Linked DNA regions of Homo sapiens: region 1 is linked to region 2. Evidence: chromatin loops called from intact Hi-C (ENCODE). Cell type or tissue: CD4-positive, alpha-beta T cell. All regions are shown on one strand. Each heading gives the region's core, and the rest is flanking DNA. Links, peaks and the distances in the headings are about the cores only.

What was found. Hi-C counts contacts between places; a loop is a spot of excess contacts. Peaks named below come from ENCODE experiments on the same cell type or tissue, not always from the same donor. Only the 100,000 strongest peaks of a DNase experiment are listed, where the experiment ranks them.
Region 1: a loop joins it to region 2, with 36 times the contacts of the local background. A loop is called at or near these places in 53 of 110 quality-filtered maps.

The regions. Positions count from the first base shown.
Region 1 is chr2:54,835,018-54,843,935 of GRCh38, reverse strand. The region is part of intron 7 of EML6 (EMAP like 6); the gene reads right to left. Among named protein-coding and RNA genes, the nearest start is that of EML6-AS1, 88 kb to the right of the region's middle. In CD4-positive, alpha-beta T cell, for the core only: CTCF peaks have their summits at 4,975 and 5,175 (motif pointing right); a DNase peak (open chromatin) is centred at 5,175.
Region 2 is chr2:54,102,698-54,111,615 of GRCh38, reverse strand. It overlaps LOC105374615 (a long non-coding RNA gene), which reads right to left and starts at 5,313. Exons shown (of 2, transcript XR_940093.1): 1 at 5,275-5,313; 2 at 2,625-3,903. It also overlaps a transcript of ACYP2 not described here. In CD4-positive, alpha-beta T cell, for the core only: CTCF peaks have their summits at 4,240 and 4,439; DNase peaks (open chromatin) are centred at 4,495 and 7,705.

The sequences.
Region 1 (8,918 bases), core at 488-8,487, 730 kb before region 2:
GATACCATCAAATGTGACACATCTTAAAGACTCTTGGAGGCAGAGAATCAACTCTGCCACCATTCTTTGTGCTTTTTTTTTTTTTTTTTTTGAGATGGAGTCTTGCTCTGTCACCCAGACTATAGAGTGCAGTGGCCCGATCTCAGCTCACTGCAGCCTCCGCCTCCCGGGTTCACGCCATTCTCCTGCCTCAGCCTCCCAAGTAGCTGGGACTACAGATGCCCACCACCACACCCGGCTAATTTTTGTATTTTTAGTGGAGACGGGGTTTCACCGTGTTAGCCAGGATGGTCTCGATCTCCTGACCTCGTGATCCGCCCGCCTCGGACTCCCAAAGTGCTGGGTTTACAGGCATGAGCCACCACGCCCAGCCCATTCTGTGTTATTTTCTTACAAGCGCTGGATGTTTCCTCCACCCCTTGTAATCTAGTTTGCAAAAGAGTGGCTGCTTTTCCTTGACTTAGGATAACTATGTGTTTCTACAGCAGGATTGTTTGTTTTTATTTTTTAGAGACAAGGTCTCACTCTGTTGCCCAGGCTGGAGTGTGGTAGCACTGTAGCTCACTGAAGCCTCGACTTCCGGGGCTCAAAGTAATCCTCCTGCTTCACCCTCCCAAGTAACTGGGACTACAGGTGTGCAACACCATGCCTAGACTAGTTTTTTTTCTTTCTAGAGACAAGGTCTTGCTATGTGGTGCCCAGGCTGGTCTTAAACAGTAGAATGTATTTTAAATACTATATCATCAAGTAAATATAAGATGATAAATTGGTCTTCATGAAAACCTAACCTTCAGAATAATTTCCTTCAGATTTGCTATCAGAGAAGAATCAGTTCAACCTTTAGGAATAACATTGTGTTAAAATTATACGTGGGTGACACTACAGAACAGCTGATGATCATATTAAACAAGTTTAATACATATTTGATCAGAATCTAGATATATCCTACGGAATAAACAGATGCACCATGTCTCAGAAATATGCAAATGAAACTCCAATTTCAATCTCAAAATACCATCAAACATTTATCAGTGAAAATACTATTCTTCACCGACTTAATTTATGGAATCTTCTCCACAAGCCTCTTCTCCAAAAGCATAGTACTCCTTTAAAGTCCACACGTCCCTCTCAGTAGTACTATTTCATCCTCCCTAGGCAGGTCCTCACTTGCCTGAGTCTCAGTATCTTGGATTTTTTGCAGTCTGTTCTGTTCCTTACTGGGTTTGTTATTTGTTTAGGCAGTGAGTTTTTGAATCCGAATTAGAAATACAGAAGCAATATCAATTTCCTAAATACTTTAAAACAAGGCCAGGATGTGATGGGCTCCAATTTGCCTCCCCAGCAGGCACTGTGTCTCTGGGATAGAAAGTATCAGACGTTCGAGGACTTGGCCTCTACTCCTGCTCTAGGTCCAGCTGGCTAGACATAGGAGTATTCTTTCCTTGCTGGGGACCAATTTTTCTCCCCTTAAGATATAGACTGTAATTATGGTGACCAAGTAATCTGTCATTCCAATTAGAACGCCTTTAAGAGGCTCTAAAACTAAATTTACATAATACTTTGAAGTATTTGACTAAGGAAGCAGCTTTCTTATGTTGAAAGACCTACTAAATAGTTCTATCAAAGTATTTTCAATTATAACATTCTAAAAACTGTTTACTGCAAAATTAAAAATCTGGGGCAGAGAGATAAATAGGCAGAGTGATGAACAGGCAGAGTATGGAGGATTTTTAGGGCAGTGAAACTATCCTGTAGGATACTATAATGGTGGAGACATGTCATTACACATTTGTCAAAACCCACAGAATATACGCCACCAAGAGTGAACTCTAACATGAACTACGGCATCTGGGTGATAATGACACGTCAAGGTAGCTTCACCCACTGGAACAAATGTACCACTCTGGTGGGGCACATTGATAGTGAGGGAAGCTATGTATGTGTGTTGTGGGTGGGAAGGGGTATATGGTAAGTCTCTCTACATTCTCAATTTTGTTCTGAACCTAAACTGTCCTAAAAAATAAAGTCTATTAAAAAAAAAATGGCAAGGCACGGTGGCTCATGCCTGTAATCCCAACACTTTGGGAGGCTGAGGCAGGCAGATCGCTTGAGGCCAGGAGCTTGAGACCAGCTTGGCCAACATGGTGAAATCCCGTCTCTACTAAAAATAGAAAAATTAGCTGGACATGGTAGCACGCACCTGTATTCCCAGCTACCCGGGTGGCTGAGGCACGAGAATGGCATGAGCCTGGGAGGCGGAGGGACTTGCAGTGAGCTGAGATTGTGCCATTGTACTCCAGCCTGGGCGACAGAGCAAGATTGTCTCAAAAGAAAAAAAAAAAAAAAAAAGCCAAGACAAATACTAAACCAGCTGGGATGCTGGGACAACAGAAGGGGTAATTTGGGGTACGCGGACATCCTAACTATAATCTTGATCTTAATCACTTCACTGTGGTCCCGAGAGGATCCAATGAGATAAATGCATTTATTAAGAGAAAGTAGTTTTTCAAGGCATAAGGCTTTAAACAAATACATGAGATAACTGTCTTTACTCCTTCCTCTGAATTCATTGCTACAGGTCTTGAAATGGTGGGAAAAAGCACACAGGCCGATGTATTATTCCCGCCAGGAGGAGTAGAGACACCCTGGCAACAGTAGTTCAGGGTCAATTAATCAAAATCCTCCACTGCAAACATCAGGATGGGCTTTCAAGGATGGGAAGGACAGATGTATGGTGAAAGCAGTCAGGATGTCATTGCAAGCTGACAGGGCATGCAGCTCAGCTGCAGAGAACCACACGGCCTTGCGCCCATGATCCTGTTGCCACAGCCCCCCCTCCTTGTCCTGATCTCTTTGCCTACCCTTTTCGGGGTTTCATTACCACTCAGGAGTCAACATATTCCCGTTTTCTCCCTGGTGTTTTTCTCAGCTCCTGCAGGGGCTTGGGAGGAGGGGCTGAATTAGTTGTCTCCCTAGCAGGCTTTGCATCATCTACTTTTATTACACAAAGGGTTTAATGCTTTGCTCTTCAGCATCATCAGGAAGGAAGAAGAGTCAGTGATATTTCAACATCAGCAAAAAACAAATAATCTACTTTTACTGTATTTATTGTCTGCTTCCTCTCAGTAGAATAGAAAGGTCTGTGAAGAGAGTTTTATCAGTTTTATTTACTGCTATATCCTCAATACCTGGCACAGTGACTGTCACGTGGTAGATGCTCAATAAAGATTACTGAGCAAATGAAATAAAACATCAAAATCAAATATTTGAGTCCTTGGAGATGCCAAGAAATAAAAGATACCACCCTTGTTACTCAGTAAGAACATTCAAAGATGGGATATATTCATTCCTTTATTTCAGAAATTTTTATTCAGCACTACTCTGTGCCTGACAGTGGAGCTTAACAGTGAACAAGATAGGCCCCTACCGTAATGAAGATTACATTTGAAAAAGGGGCCAGACATATGTAAGCAGATATCCATGCATCAAAAACTAAAGTGATGCAAATGTATATGTGTACCTATATACACATACATTGTATACAGATATAGACATATACATTACATCTTAGTGATACGTTATATATTTTAACTGTTATTGAATATTCAGATCATAGTCCTTTTATAATGCCATTGATTGTTTTAAAGACACGGCCCTTTTCCAGGCAGGTCTGGAATCCATGGCTTCACTGTAAGCATGAACACACCAGTTCTCCCAAGGCCTCCAACAGCATGTCTGGCCTCTCAAGGCCAAATGACTTGAATTTGTCCCAAGGGCCTGGAGCTGTATTTGGTCAAGTATCTATTTATGCTTTATTACAGAAAGGATTTAATGCTGTACTCTTCAGCATTATCAGGAAGCAAAGAGTTAATGATTTTCCAACATCAGCAAAAACTAAATAATCTACTTTTTTACTGTATTTATTGTCCTGCTATTTTTAACCTTATTTGGGGGAATAAATTCAGCAAGGAAAAAAGATTATAATAACCCACAACCTGGAATTAAATATCGACATTAAATATATATCTATATATCCTCTCTTTTAAAAAATTTTAAGAGGCTCAGGAACAAAGACCAAAACCTTCCAACTCAGCCCAGACTAATGAACCAGTCAAGTCACATGGCACTCAGTGTTTTTCAGACCATATCCAGGGAGCTCTTGCATTCCTCAGAAGAGTGCCAGGTTCCTGGCAAGGAGAGGGCCAGGAAATAGGACAGCAAGAGGCGGGAGTTTGAGGATCCCACTGCTGCATTTCCCTTGACACCTCACCATCTCCGATTTCATTTGAAAAAGGGTTCCACTGAACTAACCAACGTAAAGGCGGAGCTTAGCAAGGATTATTTCTGGCTACACATGGGTGGAAGGGAAGAGAACAAGAGAAGGAGTTGCTACATTTTCATTGCTTGCAATATCAACTTAATGAGCTGTGAACATTTTCTCTCAGAGAGCAACTGCGTCTCTCCCTAAGTACTCAGTTCTTTCAACACATCAATTGTCTTTTGTCACATCAGACAAGTCAATCTCATGGCGTCTGTCCACCAGGCAATAGATACAATACCAGGTCACTCTCATTCCTTAGATAACCATTTTAAAAAGGAAGACATCAGTGTGTCAAAAGCTGTATTCATGTTTCCTAATAACATCCCATTGCCATCCTTTTTTAACCTAATTGTTCTTCTGCATGCAAGAGTGGTAAAGAGAACCACACAGTCTCTTCTGGGAACCTTCTGGTGAGACCTTGGTGAATGGCAGATCCCTGACAAAGTTCTGACATTAATTCCCTTCTCCTGTCTATCCAGGCTTAGTTTCTACTTCTGACACAAACCCAGAGAACAGAAATGTAATCATGATGTCCCAGCTGGGCTGACCAAGGCAGCTGCAGCATTAGAAGGCAACGAAGCTGTCTTATACTGCTTTCTATTCTGCTCTGGGAGTCAGAGAAATATAAGCTAGTATTTGGAATATGGTTACAAATCCATCAGTAGTTAAGAGAAACAGGAGAAACCATCCTCATTATTTAAAACCACAGAAGTTCTCTTTCCTGGAGAAATACACATCATTGTTACTTTTGACACTGTGAACTGAAGGCGTTTCACCACACAGATGAGGTGTCCACATTTGGACACCATACCCTGTGCCACTTGTGATGAGAAACGTGGAGCTTGGGCCTATGCTTGGTACAGAGAGCCAGCAGATGGCGGTAGAGAGCAAATCACCCATCTAAACCAAAAAAATCCTCTTATGCCAAGACCAAATCCTCACCAGTCCGTGGCCCTGATTTTATACTCAGACCAGAGAAGAGAAACAGCAACCTTCCAATTCCCTCTGCTACAGTCCTGAAGCCTGGCCATGGGGAGATCTAGTCTGTGAATATCAAATCAGACCTCATTACTAAGGGACATTGCTTATTTTCTACCACTAGTTTATTTTGAACAGTTAAATATATGAACTGGATTTATATACCAGCCGTTGCCAGCTGTGTGACATGGTAAGGTATTTAGTCATTCATATCGTTAGTTCCTCCATCTGTAAAGTGGAGATTATTAGCACTCACACTTCATAGCATTGTGAGAATTCAACACAACAACACATGACCCAGTGTCTGGCACTGAGGAATGAATCAATACATTATGCTATTATTTTAACCCGCGGGTTTTGTGCTAGGTCAGGATCTTTCTATTAAGTTCACATCTCAGCACAGAACAACTTGCTGTATGTGTGGTCACATCCGAGCCCTGTAAGGTGGCAGTGCCAGGAACTATGAAGTGCCCTATGGGCCTTTCCTAGAGTCTTAGTTACTCTGCCTTATCTTACAACTTAGCTTTTGTCATTTGCTATTATAATTTTGATCTGCTGGCACTGCAAACTCACAGAGGAAAAGGCTATGTTCCAGCACACAAAGAGAACAAACCATTTGGGGAAGAAAATGGCCTTTTCTCCCAATTATTTGGTCCAAGAGGGGAAAACTGAAAGCAGGCAGAGGCTCGTATTTAATAGTGTTCTTAAAACCCATGTTCCAAGGCCTGATATGGTAAAGGGCCAGGCATGGTTGTTCCCAACCCTCAATGTACACCAGAATCTACAGAGAGAGCATTTAAAAGACACAGATGCTTGCGCCCCTCCCAGATATTCCTCCCAGTTGGTCTGGACCAGAGCAAGACTTCATTACTTTTAGCTCCCCAGGGCTGAGAACCACTGCCTGCTCAAGCCATTCTCCACCTAGTGTGTTCTTGCATGTCAGATTGTTGAAAATTCAGAGTGCCCAGCAGGTCACCAGCTGATTCTAATGCAGTGGTTCTTCAGTCACATGCTGGCAAACTCTACCCCACTGGATCGGAAAGCCCAAAGATGATGAGCAAATGACAAAAAAGACAGTAGCACCTGTGAGAAGTCGACTTTGAGATAAACAAGCAAGCCCTGCAGGTGGGCAGTAAGGATTCTCACCAACTTAACCAAGCCGTGTGCCCGTGAGTGCCCGTGAGTGCTTAGGAGGTGGCATTATCATTAACCCCATGGACAGCGCCAGGCCCTCAACGGGGCTAGTAAATACGTGCTGAACCGATGAGGAAATAACAGCATAGAAAGTTTGTATTACTTGCCTCAAGTCACAGAGCAAGCTAGCAATAGGGGGAAAAAAAATGAGGATTCAGGCAGTTCAAGTGTGGAGTTAATACCCTTCCCCACAAAGTTATTTCCTGTATCTGTGAATGTATGCCCAGGACATGGTACTGAAGGTGAAACAAGACAAGGTTGTGGCTGTCTCCTGTAAACCTAACCTTATTAAGGATGCAAAACCAGGGAATGCCTTGAGTGCAAGAGGTTAAAAGGTAATAAGAACAAGAGAGAGAGGAAGAGTAATTTCACCCAAACTTAAGAGGGAGTATTGGTAGAGGGTGTGGAAAAGACAGCAGAGATCTTCAAAACCCCCCGCCCTTGCAGCCCCTCAGGAAGGGGTGGCTGAGGCCACCTAGGGAGCCTGGATCCTGGGCACAGGAGCTCTGGGCCTTGCAGGGACTTCTGATGTTCTAAGGGTAATGCTGAAGACAGAGTTTGGAAATGTGAAAGAAATGAAGGAGGAAAGACATGCATCTCCCCAGGGATTCATAAACACCAATGATTTTGGAGCCCAGTGCAAAACAGAAGTGTGGGGCCCCTTGCTAAAAAACGATTAGGAATTCCAAGCAAGTGACAGCAAAGCATGCAACCAACCGCAGGGCCCTCCTGAGTACCAGGCCCTGTGTGACTGCCCAGACCTCAGCCTGAGAAGCCTCCCTGCCAGGGGACCCCCAGGGGAGTTTGAGGATTAAATGGGATCCTGTGTGTAGAGTGTGTACCACAAAGGCCACCACAGAGTGGGCATTCAGCACTGACCCTGAGCTGGGAGAGTCGCAGGGCTGGGGCTGCAGGTCATCCTAAGCGTGGACTGCCTATGACCTGCTGCTCCTGTTCACAAAGGCTCCCTGCCTGAGAATCTCCAGCAGAATTCATAGGAAAGATTTCTTTTTACAAAATCTCTGCTCATTTCAAAACCCACTCCGCAGGATCCAAAATTCTACAGCCACGGGAACTGTGAAAGATACACAAAGCCTAGTGAGATATCAGAAGATGAGAACACATAGCCAAGCCCATGGCCTCCCACCCAGGGAGGAAACCCACCCAGGCTAGCTTTTACATAAGGCTGGCTAAGGAGAGTTATTTACAGAGGAATTACTACAAGCCAGGCCAGCAGCCCTCTGACACCATGTCACACACGGAACTTGCGCACACAGTGACACCACATCTCCTGGCTGCAAATCTGTCTCCAGCTCCTGAGGCTCGGGCCTCTGCAGTGTTCTTCTACCTTCTCAGCAGAACAGTGAGGCTGAAGGGCAAGCCCAGAGAAAAATGGTGGGCACACAGGGAGAGCGGTGACAGAGGCAAGGAGTCAAGAGGTAAGTAATGGAGCCGCCCGCGGGACTGGAGAATAGGATGTGCTTATTTTGCTTCTATCGTAAACAAGGGTGTTCTCAGGTTTGAGAGTTGGTCTTTTGGACGTTCTCTGCAAGGGATCTTAACAACAACACTATCAACATTTGGGGCTGGGTAATTCTTTGTTGTGGTGGCTCTCCTGTCCACTGTAATACTTTTAGCAGCTTCCCTGGCCTCTATCCATAGATGCCAGTCGCAACTCTGCAGTTGCGACAATCAAAAATGTCTCCAGACACTGCCAAATGTCCAAAAAATCACTCCTGGTTGAGAGCTGCTAGACTATCTGACCATCGCAGTACTCAGAGGAGTAAAAACAGTAATAAGCATGAACACTCTGGAACAACCACCTGGGCTCCTACCTCTGATCCTATCCTACCCCAGTCTGCTCTCTGCTCTGGGGCAGGAGAACTAAGTGGAGATCCGATTATGCCACATGCCTGCCTAAACCTCTAAGACCTCCTGTAGTTGGCCCTTGGAGTGCAAGCTTGCATGTCACAGGTTGACACAAAGAAACCAAGTTATCTGTTCCTCCTTCTGCATCCTCATCACTTGCGCTCCTCCACAAGGCTCCACCCTCCAGTCCTATGACACTTTTCATTCACCTGACAGCTACTTCCAGGACTCCAGCACACACTAGGCACGTCCTAAGTGGGTGGGAGGCATCAGTGAACAAAGATCCCTACCTTTGTGGAAACAGACAATAGCCAAGAACATAACACAGAAATTATACTGTATGTTACAAGGTGAAAGGTAAACCCGGGAGAAGGGGATTTGGAATACTTGGAGTGGTAGAGGCAGAATGAGTTGCAATTCTAGAAGAGATCATCAGCATAGGCTTTATTTGAGCAAAGGTTTGAAGGAGAGGAGGGAAGTAGTCATGCAGATTCTAGGCAAGAGTGTCACAGGCAGAGGGAGAAGCAGCGAGGGGAAGGAGCAGCCAGGGCGAAGC
Region 2 (8,918 bases), core at 648-8,647:
GCAAGTAGCTGGTTTCCCAGAAGAGGCTTTAATCTTATTACAAGTTATCAGAAAATTGCTTAAGCGTTCTATCAGCAAAGCAGATTTCTTTCCAGAAGGAGATTCTGTCCCAGGTTTGAACCAATTTTTCTTTGTCACAGTCCAATTTAATATTAAAAAGTCAGAAGGATATGTAACATTAAAGTGTCTTCCCTCTCCCAGCTTGGTACTGAGTATGCTGAAGTGAGGAGAGGGCATGGTTGGTCCCCCCCGCCCTTGCCTTAGTTTCCCCCTACCTAGCTGAAAATGGGAACAAACAAGTACTTTTGAAATCCATTTAGGCTCTCTGGGAATGGTGAATATTCAAAGCTGACTACTTATTTTGCAGGATTCTTTTTGTAGGGACTCAGAGCTTCACCCCACTTGGAATTCTTGACTGCTGCTCCCTTGTTAGGCTATGCCAGTTCTCTCTACAGCCGTATCCCAGCTTCTGTATTAAGTGCCCCATCCCAGCTTCTGTATTAAATGCTACACCTCCAACCTCTTTCTGCTGAAAGAGACTAGCCCCCAGCAAGAAGGCCATCTGGGTGGGATCCATTTTAAACTGACCACAGGACCACATCCCTCCCTCCCATCATATCTAGTTATGGAGGCTCATATCTCTGCCCTACCAGTGATAGAAGTCACAGATTGCTCTGAACTCAACCACCTCTCTTTGCTCTGCTTGGCAGTCATTTTTCAGACATCTCCAGCCACAGCCTTTCCTCTTTCCTTTCCTCAGGTATCGGTCAACGTGTCTTTCTAGCTCCAAGGAGTAAACACCGAGTTCTCAGAGAGGTTTTCTTAAAGACTGTCTCACTGAGCTTGGGGTGATGGGGCGACACCTTGCTTCTCTCTCCCACGGTGGGAGGGAAAAAAGCCACAGTTCCCTACTGCATTTCCCCAAAGAAATACTCTGGATCCTGAGGTGGGTGTTGGACTAAAAATCTTAAAACTCTTTTAAAATGCCCCTTTTGCACAACACAGGGAGTTTAGCACCTCATCTCAAAATGTAGCTATAACTATGGTTTTGTTTTCAGTCCCAGGTCTCAGCTAAAGCAGAGATAAAAGTCCTGTTTTTCAAATCAACAGAATTCAATACATATACCTTGTTTGGATCCTGATTTGAGTACGTAAACTTGAACAAGACATTTTTTAGACCATTGGGGAACTTTGAATGTAGGCTGACTACTAAACATTACAGAATCATCATTAACTTTGTCACTGTGATAACGGCATCGTGGGTATATTCTTTAAAGGCCTTATCTGTTAGAGGCATGTACTGAAATACATAAGGGTACTATGATATAATATTTGGCGCTTGATTTAAAATCCTCAGGGTTGGCAGGTAGGACAGTTTAGATAGAATAAACTTGGAAATGGTGACAGTTTTGAAGCTGGGTCTTGGGTAGATGGGGATTCATTATACTATTCTCTAATTTTGTGTGTGTTTAAAATGCTTACGTGAAGTTTAAAAATAAAATTAAAAATTGAAGAGAATATAATTTAATTCTACGAAATGCCTGACTAGTAATCCTCAAAACTGTCAAGGTCATCAGAAACAGAGAAAGCCTGAGAAGCATCTACCAGGAGCCTAAGGAGACCTGATGACTAGATGCAATGTTAGTATCCTTGGTGGGATCGTGGGACAGAAAAAGAACTTGAGGTGAAAACTGAGGACATCTGAATAAAGTACAAACTTTAGTTAATAATGAGATATTGATATTGGTTCATTAATTGCAACAAATATACCATTTATCATTAACAATGGTAGAAAATACTATTTATTAATATTAAGATATTAATAATAGGGTAACTGAATGTGGGGCATATGGGAACTCTACTATATTCACAATAATTTTTTTAATCAACAACTATTCTAAAATTAAAATTTTACTTTCTGAAAGTTTATTTTAGTATCCTATTATATGTTTTCATAATAACATTTCAAAATAATTTCTCAATGTGGTGCATGAGCAGATTCACCATTTCAGTATACAGGCATATAATTTTTTTTATTTTTAAATTTATGTTTTATCTCAATAGGTTTGGGGGAACATGTGATGTTTGGTTACATGAATAAGTTCTTTAGTGGTGATTTCTGAGATTTTGGTGCACCCATCCCTCAAGCAGTGTACGCTGTACCCAATATGCAGTTTTTTTATCCCTCACCCCCTCCCACCCTTTCCCCCGAGTATCCAAAGTCCACTGTGTCATTTTTATGCCTTTGCATCCTCATAGCTTAGCTTCCACTTATCAGTGAGAACATACGATATTTAGTTTTCTATTCCTGGGTTACTTCACTTAGAACGATAGTTTCCAGTTCCATCCAGGTTGCTGTGAATGCCATTATTTCATTTCTTTTTATGGCTGAGTAGTATTCCATGGTATATGTGCATATATATGTATACCACATTTTCTTTATCTACTCATTGATTGATGGGCGTTTGGGCTGGTTCCATATTTTTGCAATTGTGAATTGTGGGCATATAATTTAAATTTCGAGGCAACCCTGAAGTCATGCTCAGGCATAGATAGGACCAAACAGTTAACTTTCAAAGCACTAAAGCATATCTGAACTGGCATAAAGAAGAACAAGTAGATAATCAAATATACTAAAACCTTTATTAATGAAAAGAATGTATTACAGAAATAGTTCATTTCCAGAGGAAGAAATAATATAAAATGCAAAAGAATATATCTAGAAGTAAGGAAAAGTAAAGGAAAATATCATTATAATTAGCATTGAGTCCTTTAGAAAACAGGAAGTAGGCATCTGAAGGTATTGAGTGAGAAAAAGGTAAAGTTAATATTACATCAGGAGGCAACTAATCACAGATGCCACTGCTTGGACACACCAAGGAGGCAAAAAATGGCAAAGTCAGATTTTGAACAGAGTGTGCCCAGACTATGAGCTATCACAACAAGACAGGGAAGGCGAAAAAGGGCCAGCCACCAACTCGGGGGAAAAAGGGCCAGCCACCAGCTCAGACAAAAAGTAGGCAACACAGACCCCTCCCTTCCTAATATCCCCCAGGCGTGGACTTCAGCTGGTATCAGGTTTGCTTTTCCTATGGAAGCAAGGAGCCTATCCGGGGAAGAGATTCGTCCTGATTTCTTCTTAGTTCACACACACTTAAACTCCCGAAAGGGCTTGACTCAGATTTACCCGCAGGTCTGGGCTAGTGTGACAACAAGGGCCTTCGTGTCTTTAAAATAACTCATCTACTTCATGATGTCCTTGGTGAAACAGTGGATTGGTACACACATCCATTGCAATCTCTTTCTAGCTGGACTTTCTGTTTCTGTAGGGCTGGGAAGTTTAAAGCTACAAACCCTGGACATTCTTGCAATTAAGATTCCTCATGTGATAGAGTTTCCACCAGCAGAATTAAAATTGTAGATGTGGAGGGAGGGTATGAGTGAGGCAGGGGCCATCTGCTGCTGGTTCTGTGATAAGCACAGTCGCGGAGGAGTTTAGTTATTCTGTGCCATTGTTAACTGACTGTTCACTGGCTTGTGGGGCACCAAGAGGCAGGGCACAGGACATCTGTTTTACTAATTAATATCATAGCAAGCTTGGCGGGTCCCGGAGTGGCAGCTTTTTGGATGTGGCAGTTTCCAGAGCATGGCAGCTTCTGATGATGGCAGGGGATGCATTGTTTTGAATCCAGCAGCTATAGCAACAACTTCCCAATTCAGCAAATGGTTTCCTATTGCAGGATCAGTAGATCCCTTGATGGCCCAGTTCTGCAGTAAAAGTCCATCCTAAAACTTCAGCCTCAAAGTGGATCTCTATCTGATCTCAACATTTGAATTTCCAGGGGAGTTTATGCCCAAAGGTTTTGATTCATTATGTCAGCAATGGATTCCCGAATTGATATTCTAAAAAAGCAACCCAGATGCTTGTGATACGAAGCTCAGATTGAGAGTGAGTGACCAAGAGCCTCTTTCATTAGCCCTGCCAACAACTTCATAAGCCATTTAATGCCCAGTGTTAAACAATTTCTGTTTAAACTGTCTGGAATGGATTATTTTTTCAGTAACTAAACCTTGACCAGTGCAATGTCTGGGGCAAAATCTTCACAACAGGAATAGAACAAAGGTTAGGCAGAATGAAAGTTCAAATATGCCATCCCTTTCTGTCAATAGAGGAGCATTAAAATTTTCAACACTTACAAAGAGAAGAAATAAAGATTGTAACAAAAAAAAACAAGCTAAGAATAGTAACAAAACCAAGCTTAGAGCTGTTGAAAAATAAATTGCTGTTGAAAGATTATAGAATAAATAAAGGCTTAGGTAGCCTGTATTATGCAAATTAGTCACATCATGCTTATTTATTTTTACTATCTACTTGGTTTGCAGCTATATTATTTTATTTTGGAAAAAAATGATAGAATAACATTAAAAAGAACATGTCTAGCGCTCTAGTTAACCATAATTTCTGGTCTGTTGCTGCCACCTACCATCTACCCAAGGCAAGGCAGTTCCCGTGGGTAGGGTTACTCTTTCAGTCTTCAGGAAGCTAGTGCCACCTAAATGTCTTTCATTTCGGTGACACACTTCTAAAATACTTTTAGGTGCATGCTAAACCCCTAAATGACAGGCTGTTTAATTACTGTTAGTACCCTTCACTCAACAGATGACTTAAGTATTAAAGTATCTTGACCATGAATTACAATTAGATATGGATGTTATAAGAAAAGCAAAATTTGGCCGGGCATGGTGGCTCACGCTTGTAATCCCAACACTTTGGGAGGCCGAGGGGGGGCGGATCACGAGGTCAGGACTTCAAGACCAGCCTGGCCAACACAGTGAAACCCCGTCTCTACTAAAACATACAAAAATTAGCCGGGCTTGGTGGCAGGCACCTATAATCCCAGCTACTCAGGAGGCAGATGCAGGAGAATCGCTTGAACCCAGGAGGCAGAGGTTGCAGTGAGCCGAGATCATGCCATTGTAGCCTCCAGCCTGGGCAACAAGAGCAAGACTCCATCTCAAAAATTTGTCTGGTAAATGTTAGTTGAACTCTTATTATATGAGACATTATGTTGACAGCATATGCATCTACTATATCCTTTAAAATTAGCTTTTCATAAAGACTGTGTGTCTCAGAGATCTCTTGTTAAGTAAATAAGATGGTTTTTACGTGGACATAGGAAGCTTTTTGCAGTATAAAAATATTTCACCTAGAATTATTTACTTTTCATCCTTACTCATAAAATCTGATATTTGTCTGGGAACGGTGGTTCACACCTGTAATCTCTGTGCTTTGGGAGACCAAGGCGGGAGGATCACTTGAGGCCAGCCTGGGCAACCCATCTCTACAAATAAAATAATAATAATAATTTTAAAAATTAAAAAAATTAAATCTTACCTTTAAAAGGTTGATAATAGTGATGAATGCAGTACAGTGTCAATAATTCAGCACTGAAAAACATTTTGCTGATTGACTATATGTGATTTCCTTTTGAGTCCATGAATAGTACATTAACTTACATTTGCAGTGGCATTTTATGATTATTATGACACTTTTATATACCAACTTCCATTTTATATTTACAGGTACAGAACTAAGTAGGACAGGTACTATACTTTAAAGACAAAGAAATAGTCTTAGAACATTTAAAGGATTGAACCCCATCTAGAATCCGGCCTTTTGCGGAAAAATTCAGTGTTCTTTCCACTCTGCCACACTGCCTTCAACAGTCTTTCATTCACTCATTCAACAGATGTTTACTGAATACCCAGTATGTGCCATGTGTAGGTGCTGGGGAGAAGGTGATGTTTTATTTATTAATAGGGTCCAGGCGCAATGGCTCATGCCTGTAATCTCAGCAATTTGGGGGCCTGAGGCAGGAGGATCGCTTGAGCCCAGGAGTTAGAGACCAGCCCGGGCAACATGGCAAAACCCTTCTCCACAAAAAATACAAAAATTAGCCAGACATGGTGGTTTGGCTGTAGTTCCAGCTACTCGGGAGGCTGCACCTGTAGTCCCAGCTACTTGGGAGGCTGAGGTGGGAGAATCACTTGAGCTAGGGAGGTAAGCCATGATCATGCCACTGTACTCTAGCCTGGGCAATAAAACGAGACCCTGCCTCAAAAATAAATAAATAAATAAATTTAAAAAATTTAGAGATGGGGGTAGATTAGGGCTTAGAGAGGTTGTCTGGGAAGGTCTCTGGGGAAGTGATCGCTGAAGAATGGATAAGAAGAAACCAAGAAGAAAGGTGGGAGAACTTAATCCACGCAGAGGGAATAGCATGTAGAAAGCTCGAGTTTCCCAAGTAGGAGAAACTGAAAGAAGCCCAGTGTGGCTGCTGCATTATAAAATATGAGATGGTGGCATTAAATACAGCTTTCAGTCAAGGCAAGGAGAAAGGTCATGCCAGGCTGTGGAAGCCACGGTGGAGTCTGGTTCCTGTTCCAAGTACAGTGGGAAGCCGGGGAAGAGTGCTCAGGCTCTATGTTGCATGCTGCAAATCAGAAGTTTTCCTGGGGGGAAATTTCCTGAATTGTTTTCAACAAAATAGTATTCAAAAAACATCTGAATATTTCCCCAAAAATATCTTCCAGAGACCACTAGATAGTTTGCTAACAATTGTGTAGGCTTCGAAGGGAATACCTGAATTATACCCCATGCCTCAGCTTGTAACACAGTGTTACACTGTGGACACAGTTATCCTCTAAGACCTGACTAGACCCCACTTTTTGTGCAATCCCCTATCAGCCTTTTTTGTCTAGTTGCACATTATGTTCACTTGGGGAACTTGGGGAGTGTTCTTCCCATCTCCAGAAATTTTAATGTAATTAATATGGTGCTGGGCCAGCCATCAGCAGTTGTTAAAAAGCTTCTCAGGTAGTTCTACTGTTTAGCCAGGGTTGAGGATTGCTGATCTGAGGGATTGTGATAAATGACTTTTATGTAATACTTTCTCATTGTCAAAGTGATTTTTGTCAAGTGTAGAATACTCAGACTAACATAAGACTAAAACAGTAGCCTGTAAGGTGACTGTTTATTTGGTGTATCACTCAGGCTCCAGAGTTCTGTATCTAGCAGTTTGGTAAAATCTAACTACATCAAAAATGTCTACTTAACAAAACCTGGAAAAGTTCTTTACAAAGGTGACAAAAGGACTTGAGCTACATGACTAAGCTTGCCCTTTTATGGTTATCCATTTTACTACACACCAATTTTAAAATAAATATATAATACACTATAATACCAAAGGTACATAGTGGGAGGCTCTGATAATTTCCACTTCTTCCTCATGAAGGAATTTATGAACACTTAGTCATTATAATCAAAGAATACTTTCTTTTCTCATCCTATCTTGATTCTGTTCTCCAAGACTACTGATCATCATCCATGCATCAATGTACTCTTGTCCCACACCAGGCAGCATCAGTATATATCTCCCATCAGAATCCTAATTCTACATGCCAGATGTTCTTAATCTGTACATTTGGAACAGCTCGAAGTTCATTTTAAGTACCAAGTCTCTACCGCCAATAGAGGCAGTACCCACAGTTACACTCAGGAAAATACTGGCTGCCTGCTTTCTTGTTCAACCTGGGGCTGGCTTTGGTCTGTTTAGCTTAGCCTTGCAGCACTCTCTCTAACCTGCAGGATCTGACTGGCATCTGTATTCAGTGTAGCTGCAGGCATTTCCTCTGCCTGCTGCATGACCTGGCCGGCTAGGGCAAAGGGTGGGGAAGGGGAGGGGCTTATTCTGCTCTATTTGGCTACAGAGCAACATCAAGCTGCATATGAATCACTCATAGTACTCCCTGTGGGATACCATTAAAGATCCTCTGATATTTAATGCTCAGAACACTATTCTCTAATATTTCCTATTCACTTTCTTGAGCTCTATATTTTCAAATAAATAAATCATATTTCATAGTCATAAACATGTTAGAAGAATAGGAAGAAAATCAATGGCCCATTTTACAGATGAGAAAACTGGGCCACAGAAGTTAAATCAGAGTAATAACTAAGCCATACAACTATTTAGTGTTTAGAATGAGGATGAGTAAAAGCATAATACCCATTGCATGGATCTATGTGTAATTTAAAACAGTAATCTTGAATAAAAATGTAAATAACAAAGTTAGGAAGCAAATGACAAACTGGAAAAAAAACATTTCCAGCATGCAAAACTGAAAGGAATTAAGACCAAGGTTAAGATGTTAGGAACACCTTAAAAGCACTGTCCTAACAGCAAAATGGACAGATAACTCATAAAAACCCAAATGCAAATGATCAACAGATATCTGAAATAATGTTTATGAATGAATGTGAAATAAAACAATGATGTGGTGGACATGTGTTGCTTTTATCTATGCATTATTCCTTCTCCCCAACTTTTGATAGAAAACTTCTTTCTCACACACTCCAACATGTGGTTGTGGGAGAGCTGATGATACTTGTAATATAAATTTTTTCTTTTGCTGGCACAGTATCCACTCTTTTTTTGTCTTTTACAAACCCTCTTTCTCCCCTATTAGTCCTTGTGATTTTAGGGGAGCTAATGCCTTCCCTTACCCTTGTGCAGGGGTGGCATATAACCCAATCCTAACTCATCAGATTTTTTTATACCTCTGCTACAATGAGAGGTAGGGATGGACACAATTTGGAAACCAGGCCAACCAAAGTCTTCCTTCCTCAGAACCTTTGTGGGACCCATTAGAAATGAGGTATTCCCTTTGAGACCCATGAGACTGCTGAATCATTTAACCCTGGAGCTATCAGGAATCATTTTGCCAACAGGCAAGAGAGAAAGCCTGCCTCAGAATGAAGCCAACAAAGAGGAGAGCAGGGCAAAAGATAAAAAGCAAGTCCTGATGATATTGTTTGAGCCCCTGTTCCTGAAAGAAGAACTCTCAACTAGACTTCT